Linked DNA regions of Homo sapiens: region 1 is linked to region 2. The links are chromatin loops, found by intact Hi-C in ENCODE. Cell type or tissue: PC-3. All regions are shown on one strand.

Evidence for each region. A loop is a pair of places that touch in the nucleus more often than their neighbours do. Peaks named below come from ENCODE experiments on the same cell type or tissue, not always from the same donor. Only the 100,000 strongest peaks of a DNase experiment are listed, where the experiment ranks them.
Region 1: a loop joins it to region 2, with 7 times the contacts of the local background. A loop is called at or near these places in 4 of 110 quality-filtered maps.

The regions. Positions count from the first base shown.
Region 1 is chr3:155,700,079-155,705,078 of GRCh38, forward strand. It overlaps PLCH1 (phospholipase C eta 1), which reads right to left. Exons shown (of 23, transcript NM_014996.4): 2 at 4,068-4,186. The coding sequence starts at 4,146. Among named protein-coding and RNA genes, the nearest start is that of PLCH1, 42 kb to the right of the region's middle. In PC-3, a CTCF peak has its summit at 2,005 (motif pointing left); a DNase peak (open chromatin) is centred at 3,423.
Region 2 is chr3:155,414,888-155,419,887 of GRCh38, forward strand. No RefSeq gene overlaps it. Among named protein-coding and RNA genes, the nearest start is that of PLCH1-AS1, 32 kb to the right of the region's middle. In PC-3, no CTCF peak of the experiment used is centred here; a DNase peak (open chromatin) is centred at 2,074; H3K4me3 peaks cover 953 bases; H3K27ac peaks cover 2,258 bases.

The DNA.
Region 1 (5,000 bases), 290 kb after region 2:
AAAATCCTCACCTGAAAGACAGGGAAACTGAGGGCCCCAGAAGTGACATGAGGCTACACAAGTTAGTTGTTAAACTTGGATTAGAACTAGTCTTCAGGATCCCGTTTCAGCCTACTTTCCATTACAAACTAGCAGTCAAGTTTCTACCCTCACATCACCAACTAGGTCTGTGGCCAGGAAGGGGAGGCTGGATAAAAAGTAATCCTTTAATTAATTAACTAAGTCAATTAGTTTTATTAAAATGTAGTTCTGAGGCAAAGTAAAAGTATTAACATATATATAAGGCAACTTCTTGAAAAGGCATACTGCATAAATATTTAATAAGAGAATTACCCTTAATTTTATCCCTAGATAGTAAAAGATACTCCTAATTCAGTCCAAAATGTTTCTAGTTTAGATTTGTAATGGTTATTCCGAAATATTCATTTAACAACATGATGGCAACAAAAACAAATTTTCCCATAAGAAGTTGAGATGATAACCTAATAACTTACAGGAAAGCAATTAATACTTTTTCCAATAGTACAATTATAACTAGCAGTATGTGAAGACAAACATTAAGTCACTTAGTAAGGAGCTCAAATGTTTGGAAAGGCTTATGTGCATAAGAAATTGCATGTGCATATTAATTGCAAATACACTCATTATTGGTTAAGAATCAAGACTGCATCCCAGGTCAGAAAAAAAAATACTGCAATTCACTGAAAGCAGGAGAAACAGCTGAAGGTATAGGCAATTTTCAAATCAGGATAAATCATGAAGGTATAAGCCATTAAGACAGGGTTCATACCGCACCAAACATTCTTTGCTCAAGATTTTTTTCTATTGCAAACATATCAGAAGAATAAAAGTCAAGTAGGGGAAGATCCCAGAGATTAGCTTCTCTGATAGGTGCAAATTCCTTTGGGTTTTTCCTAAAAATCCAGGCAAAAGACAGACAAGAGGGAAATACAAAAATTCATCATTCCTAACAAGGTTTCTCTCATCGCTGGACATAGTAGTCAATTCAACCAGTTCATTTCCGTTAAGCACTATTTCCCAACCTTTCCAGATATTTCATTCCTGCCTCTGAAATGTGAAGATGAAATAGTAGGTAGATAAAAGGCCGGACATAAGCAGACTCTTAACAGTAGGTTTAACAGTCTCTTTCTCTTTGGGTTCTGGGATTGTGGGTAATATTCTAAATTGTTTCCAATGAGAATATACCACCTCTATAATCAGAAAATGAGGCTATGAATATGGTTTATGAACTGTGAAACTACACAAATGTTACATTTTTATTTTTGCTGCTATTGACCATTTTAGAGTTCTCATTTTAACATAGCTCTTTTATCCTGGCAACACTGCTGAAGTTTGTCTGTAGAAAGAGACCCTGGCTGGCATAATTTATACATCCAAGTCTGCTTATTCCAAAAGTCTATTATTCTGCACGGGAAATGGTTCTTTTCCATTTATGGAAGAAGTTTTGTTTCTTTTTGTTTTGGTTGATTTTGTTATGTAAGGAGAGTTATCAACAAAAACAAGGAGAAGCCAAAGTGAATAAGCAAAAGTGTGGTCAGTAAATGTTCAAGAAGCCCAAGAGAAATCTGACATTTCCTACTCAACATGTCCTGTCCCTTTCTTTTCTCAGAAATGTTCTGAAATCCTCTACAAAGACATTACCACTAGAGCTCCCTTGGTTTAAAATATCCCAAGACTTCTCACAATTCTTCCTTAAGTCAAGTAAGTTCCTATGTTAACAGATTCATTTTCAGCAGAGGTAGAAGAAGAGCAAAAGGCATCTTTCTTTCCTGAATTACAATATATCCTGAGGCAAGGAAATCCAAAATGATATTTTACACTATCAGAAATATATAAAGCTATTGCTGTATTATAAATGAATAGAATCATTGTTCTAATCGGAGTTGATTCTTTTAATCTTGGGAGGATTTAATATCTCTAAATCCTTTCGAAAGAGTAATTCTTGAATGTAAGAAGTAACCAATTCATATTTTAAGTGTTATACTGCCCCCTTGTGTATCTTGTGTTTAGTGAAAAGGGAGCTCAGACAATACAGTAATTGTAATTCTCAGAAATACTTCAGTGGAATCTGAGTTTAGAACTAGAAACAGCCTCAAAAATCATTGAGACCAGCATGCTCATTTCACAGAAAAGAGAACTGAGTTCCTGAAAGATTACGTAACTTGTCCAAGACCGTACACTGCTAGTCAACAACAGAGCAAATACTGTTATATAGAACTTAAGCCTCAGAATGTTAATTTTTTTTTTAATTAAAACGGAGATGGCAGCCTGAAAGAAGAAAAAACAGTGAGGTGTTGGAATTAGGCAGATCAGGATTTGAATTTTAGGTCACCATTTTACAATCTCCACAAGCTTTAGTTACCCCATTCATAAAATGGGTTGAATAATAGCTATAGCAAAGTCCTTGAAAGGATTCCGTATGACAATGTTAATGGTCATCAAGCCCTTAGCATAAGTATCTGCAATATAGTAATAAACTAATTGGTAATACGACTATAAAAATACATAGAAAAAATTTTAAATGATTATAGCCTTTGAGATCTCTGAATAAAGGCATTCTAAAATAATGAAAATAATAATGAGTTTAAGGCACTTAAATCTAAATTCTTTAAAAACTGGCACAAAATAAAGCTTGAAAAAATAAACCTAGTTCTTCTAACTCCCGTGATTTTTCTATTATCATATTTACTATTTTTTAATACGAATAAATTTGCAACAGAACAATACATAAATCAAACACTGCATGAGAGATAAAGCAATGAACAGGACCCTTGGCTGAGGCTAGAGAAAAGCAACGCAGAACCTCAGTGCCACAGGGTCAAGTCGCCATTCCCACGCCTCCTCTGCTAAGGGCACTTCACCACTGGAATGTCAAGAGAACCAACCTGGAAAGGTGGAGGCAGAAATTTTCATGCTGACATTGCTAATACCTAATTAGTTACATCAACTTGGGCAGTTATTTCATCTCTGTTTCTCTTTCTTCATCTGTAAAATGAAATCACTCTCTACTTTACAAGGGCTTTTAGTGAGGTTGTATAATGAACGTTGAAAAAACACTATAAACACCAAAGTGCTTAATAAAGTAAGGTTAAATTTGTTATCTTAAACTTAGTTTAAAGCAATAATAAACATTAAGTCTGTCATCAAATTGGGGAAGACTTCAGAACAATCTTAGAAAGGTGAAAGCAGCTTAGATTATAGGATTCTGTTAAAGAGCACTCCACTCCCCCTGAAATCTCTCTGTTCCCTCTACAATTCCACAGGCCTCTGATAGAGATTACTCCAAAAATTCTGGCACCACATAAGTCTTTGGCTTTTAAATCAGTTTCACCCTGGGGTATCTTGACAGCAGGATTGACAGAGCTTATCCCTGACTGTATACCACAAAACAAACAGATACCAGCAGGGTAAAGGCAATTTGTCTTAGTTTGCCATGAAAATGACTAATATTGATTACTCTCTGATTCACAGCTGCAGTCCTCCACCCTGATAGTAACGGTTTAGTGCTGCAAACTCTTCTGTTCTGTTGTTATATGGGACATAATATATAGATAAGTCTGAAAGCCCTAAAGGACAGCAATAAAAGTGGGTGGACTTCTCTTCAATAAGTGTCTAAAGCAGGTGGCCACAAGCACCCTCTAACATCTCAATTTGGAAGGCCATGCTATGCTGGTAATAAGCATTGACTGGTGATCCACAAATATTAACTGAACAATTATATGGCCCTCACCCAAAATAATTACAAACATCAGAAAGGGATATTACTGGAGTTGACAGTGTGGTAGAAGAGGAAAGGCACTGGTACCAACTACCCTACGAAATAGAAAGAGATAACACTATTATAGTCGTTGAGGTGGGGCCCATTCCTTACAAGTGGAGATAGTAAGTGCAATGGGACTTCTTGGGTAATTATTCATAAACAAGTTAACTCAAGCTCTTGGTTCCATCCAACAATTATACCATATTTGCATCTAGAGTGCTAGAATAAAAGTCCTGTCAGAAACAAAATAAAAGATCCAACTACATAAATACAAGAGACAGCTTACCATGAAACACACTGTTGTCCACCAGAAAATGCCTGCGGTACTGCACACAGTTCCTTTTTTCCAAGTTCCAGTAACTCATTGTCAGAAGATTTCTGGCACAGCATCAAAACCAAATTGCCCTGTCAAGGGAAACAGAATGAGACAAAAATGAAGAAAACGGCAGCCACACGCTCACACTGGTAGCATAATGCCATCGGTTGCCCAGCATTACGGGGCAACATATACGGCATACAACTTCTCCACACATGGAGCTGGAATCCCCCAGGCCCTAAGAAATTTCTCACAAGTCTTCCCAGGGTCTAGAATGACATTTAGCATATCAAAACAGTAACTTTTTCAAACCACCTTTCAGGGCTCAATGTTACCCATCTCCAGGGGAAATAAACCTACCATCAGAGAGCAGGTTTCAGGACCAGTATATGTGCTCCCAGCCTCACTCCTAGTAGTCCAAGATCCAAACTAGTCAACACTGGTAACATTTCAGGAAATTTCAGTTGCAGGTGGGGAGGCAACTAACAGGAACGAAGCTATCATTCCCAATTCCTGAATTTTGTGTCAGTACAGCATCCATGTGGCCATGAATGAGCCAAGCACATTAATAAAATGTGCCTCCCTCTTTTTGGTTCATTGCTGGTGTCCATTTAGGACTGCTAGGGCCTGGATCTGCCCAGGCTGAACTCATTGATGTAACTAGAGCTGGGCACAGGCCTCAGCAAGGTAAACTAGCAGTGCCTGCTCCTACATAAGACTTGCTCCATCACAGACACAGAGAAACACAATGCTAGCTAGAGCAACAACTTGAAAAGCAGAGATCTGAGTCGATGAATTAAATTCCTCCAAAAGCTGACGTGCATAACCCTGAACAAGGCCTCCTTTGTTCACAGGATTTGGCTAAAGCAACTTTTCAGAATTCCAACCTCCTTTCTGTTCACA
Region 2 (5,000 bases):
GATGGGATTAGTGCCCTTAATAAAAGAGATAACAGACAGCTTGTGTTCACATACACTCTGTCCCTTTCTCTTTCTCATGTGAGGACAGAGTGGCTGTCTGGAAGCAAGAAAGACAGCCCACACCAGCAAAGATCAAGGTGCTGGATCTTGGACTTCCCATTTTCAAAAACTGTAGGAAAATGACTTTCTGTTGTTTAAGCCACCAAACTATGGTATTTTGTTATGGCTGCCCAAGTCAACTAACACAAACATTAGCTGGGGACTTGCTAGAAAGGCAAATTCCCTGGCCCACACTAGACCTACGGAATAAGAAACTCTGGGATAGGGCCCCAGTAATGTAATTCTGATACATGTTTCCATTGTTCAAAGAACAATTTTTTATTCTTCTATGTTCCCCCATCAGGAACAACTTGGAGAATATTTTTCATAAGAATTCAGCTTTGGACTCCTTATAGCTGAAAATACTACCTGCTCCATTATCAGCAGGATCTCTCCATTTCCCATCAAGTTCATGAATACAAAACGAGACTGCTGATATAATGTGTGTTAAATTGTTGTACCTGATTAAAAATACCAAAAAAATCGATCAATGTGCTCTATCTGTAAGAATTTTCAGATGCATCCTTTTGTTTGAAATAAAATGTCTTTTCATATTTTTATCTCTTTTAAAATTACAGTGATAAGACCTTAGAAAAGGGTTGCTAAAAAGCACATTTTAGAAAGACACATTTCTTTGATTTAAATTCAAATTTATATTCATGTAGGCATAAATATCACAAGGGGATATGACAACCATTTATTGCTTCAACCTCTTTCCTCAGCTTCTTGTGAAAATCATGTCTCCATAGTAATATTTAAATATAAAGAGATGAGAAGGAGATTTAATATAAAAATAATAATTAGCACTTGGATTTAAGCAATCATAGCATGCTGAAACCTCATATGTGCCCCATGAGAAGAGCTAGAAAAGAAAGTCATATGTCTTAATCTACTTGTGAGTGCCTCTTTATATACCTCATGTTACATTCAACCATCACAGCATATTGAGGTTAGTAGCATTATCCCATTTTGCAAATGAAAAAAAGGTAGACTCAGGCAGCATAGGTATCTTTCTGAGAGCAATTTGGTTAGCAAATAGTGGCTATGGGATCTGAACCAAGAGTGTCTAGCTCCAAAGAAATTCTCTATTTTCCCAGAACATCACAATGCCCTCTTAAACTTGAGAAAAAATGCATTATGATCTTACAGCCTGACCTTCTCCGGGGAAACTTTGCAATATTGCAGTTACATAGTTCAGACCCTATTAATTTTTGCTACACTTGCTATAAGAACTTTCTAAAGAATATCCCACTCTCTAGTCCAAGTTTGTCTATGTACCACTGCTAGAATTAGTTCTCCGAAAAGTAAGATTAATCATGTTCTCCCTCCAGTAAAATCCTCACCTCGGCCTTCAAGATTTAGCTCAAACTCTTTAGTGTGACACAGAAGGTCTTTCCCAGTTTATCGTCTGCCTACATGGTAAATCCTACCACCTCTCATGACTCCACTCCTACTGGCAGCCTGTGCTCTACCCTTAATGAGCCACTTCTATTCCTGTTTGGATCATGCATCTTGCCTTTCCACCATCTGTCCCAAGGTTTCGCGGACCCCTGAAATGCTCCGAGTGCCTTTCTTGACTCTTTTCACTTAACTACTTCCTAGCTGTCCTTCCAGGCCAACTTGTAGGATCACTTGTGCTCACTTGTGCTGCATGGTAACCTTCAGAGTCTGATTTGAGTCTGTCTCTTGGTGTCTTCTGATTCCTTCTATCAGGGCACTTAGGGCATGTTGGAACTGTTTATTTTTACAAATGCTTTGCCCCAGCCCATGCCAGCCCAACATCAATAACTAAATGGGCTGTGGTTTTCTGGCACTGGCCCACTCAGGCAGGACTACTTGGATCTTGAAATCCCCCTCCCACGTTTGTAGAAATCCTCATGAATAAGTGTCTTCGCCTGCACCAGCTACTGAAATCTTGCCTGGAGACTATAGTTATTCATCACTTAACAATGGGAATACATTCTAGGAAATTAGTCATTAGATGGTCATCATTGTGTAGTCATCATAGAGTGTACTTACACAAACCTAGACAGCAAACACCACCACACCCCTGGGCTATATGGTATAACCTATTGCTCCTAGGCTATGAACCTGTACGGCGTGTTACTGTACTGAATATTGTAGACGAATGTAACACAGTGGTAAGTATTTGTGCATCTAAACATATCTAAACATTGAAAAGATATGGTAGGAAGACAGTGTTATAATCTTATGGGACCACTATTATATATGCAGTCAGTTGTTGACTGAAACATTGTTACGCAGCGCATGACTGCATCTGGTTGACCTTGTTGAGCTACTTTTAGTAGTACTTGAGTAGTAGTTAGCTACTACTACTACCTGCCACTGCTGCTGAGCCTGCTAGCACCCTTTACCCTCCGTGCCCTTCCTCAAGTGTGACTCAATCCACACTGGACCAAACATCCTGCTCCATCTACCTGAGATTTTTGCATAGAAACAGTTCCTTCTGTTCTATTTTATTTTTCCCTTATAGCTACCACTCTCTGCAAAGTTTCAGGTATCCAGAAGGTAATGAGACAGGGGCACGATTCTGTTCTCAAAGTAATCCTTCCACTGTGATGACTGAGGCCATAAATTTGGGCATAGCTTGCCCTGACTCTGTCTTGTAGTAGAAGTTCTTCTCAGGCAGGCTCCTCATTTCCACATGCAAATAGACCCTATGTGGTCCTATACCACCAATATTCCCTTGCCCGGAAAGTTTCAAGTCCCAGAAATAAATTCAGTTTAGGCTCAAACTGGTACCCCCACTACTCTCTCACCCACAATCCTAGGCACAGGTGAAAAACAATCCAATAGGACATAGATGTTATTTCTCTAAAAATTGAAGGTGCTACCATCATTGAATCTTTCACAGACTGAAAAAAAAATGCTCATCTTCCAGATCCTCCTTTTTGGTAAGAGAGAATATTCAAGGAGCTCTTGTTGTTCAAGACTCTACATAGATGTGGGCCCTGGACTGGGTTTTTGTCAGTTTTCACCATCAATTTTCTCGCTTCTGCCAGCCATGGCAACCTAATCTGCAAAAGGACAGGGATAACAAACGGGCTGATGAAACTCTGAAGCTGAACATAGTGAGGCACTATGGTGGTCACATAGTGGTTAAATCTCTCTGGGAAAATGTTGTACACATACAGCTTAAAATCCCCCTGATCCTGACAGTTCACTTAGACTGCTTATTTTTTGGCAGACCTGATCTGGTCTCCTAGAAAAGACACATAAGAATTTGGCCAATGCTTTCCAAATTAGTCTGCTTTTTAAAGAAGAGGGTGCATATCATTAAAGTCCTTTCTTTCCTTTCAGAAGTGTCACTTTGCTAGATCCAGAGCATTCTAACCTGATGAATGTCTATCTTGGGGAATCATAAAGCAGAAAGTTCTACTCTGTAGCCTAAAAACAGTTTATCTAGCTAGTCAATTGGTGGTAGTCCACCTGTCTAGTAACCACTGGCTAAAAGTGAGGCTGAAGAACTCTGTGGCAGGACTCAGTAAGGAGAAAGCCTATTTTCCCCAGGAATGGGAGGCCAACGTCTGGCTCTTGGAAAAACAAGCACATCTCTGGTGCTAGGAGTGTAGCTGTTGCCATGGCACCCAGCCAGACAAAGCTTTAGATGCTGCGGAAGCTCCACAGAGACCAGGTCCTCAGAGCTGACAGCAATAGTAAAATGCAGTCACTGATTATATATTAAAACAACAAGAAAACCCCCTCTGACATGCTGCAGATGGCTCTTGATAAGAGCAGAGCTGCTGTGGATAAATTTCATTTTTATCATGTAAAACTTCACAATGTTGGGTCATGTCTGGGGCAACCAAACCCAATTTATGGAACACTGAGAGTATATACCTTCTTTGCTTGTCCCTACAGCATAAATTGTAATTCTGCTTTTTTTTTTTTTTTAACCTTTGGCACATTAGGTTACTACCATTTATTTTCATGGTATGATCTTTCTATTTGTCCAACTCCCTTCTTTAACAGATGATAATATCCATGTTCCATGATGTATATTATCTTGTCCAAGTTCAAGTGGCCAGTAAAGAAGCCAGGATTTGGCCAGGGGCGGTGGCTCACGCCTGTAATCCCAGCACTTTGGGCAGATCACGAGGTCAAGAGTTCGAGACCAGCCTGGCCAACATGATGAAACCCCGTCTCTACTAAGAATACAAAAATTAGCCGGGCATGGTGGCACATGACTATAATCCCAGCTACTCGGGAAGCTGAGGCAGGAGAATCACTTGAACCCAGGAGGCAGAGGTTGCAGTGAGCCGAGATCACACCACTGTACTGTAGCCTGGGCAACAAAGCAAGACTCCAACTTGGGGAAAAAAAAAAGAGCCAGAATTTGAACCCAGGTCTTTCTGACTGCAAATAAAACCCATGCTTTTCTCCAGTAGTCCGTATTGCTTCCTTGGGCTAGCAGAAACTATATTATGTCCTGACTCAGTTAGGAAGGATTTTGGCTGCAGATAGCAAAGACAACAATAAAAACTAAGAGTTTATAAACTACAAAGAAATTAAACCTGGATATAGGTTATCACAAAACTGGTTCAAAAATAACAAAGGGTCAGGACCCGGGTCAGTGTCTCTGCAACTGTCATGACCTTCCTCATAGGATCACAACATGGTTATTACAGATGCAGGCATCAGTTCTACATGAGCATGTCCAAAGCCTGGATTCATGTAAAGCTGCATGGTAAGAAGAGAAAGGAAAAAGAGCTATCATGATGATATGCTCTCTCCTTTTATCCAGGAGCAAAGTCCTTTCCAGAATCCTCCCAGTTGACTTTCTCTTAAGTCTCACTGGACAGAACAAGTTTCCATAGAAAACTTGATATTGTTTGGCTGTGTCCCTATCCAAATCTCACCTTGAATTGTAATAATTCCCA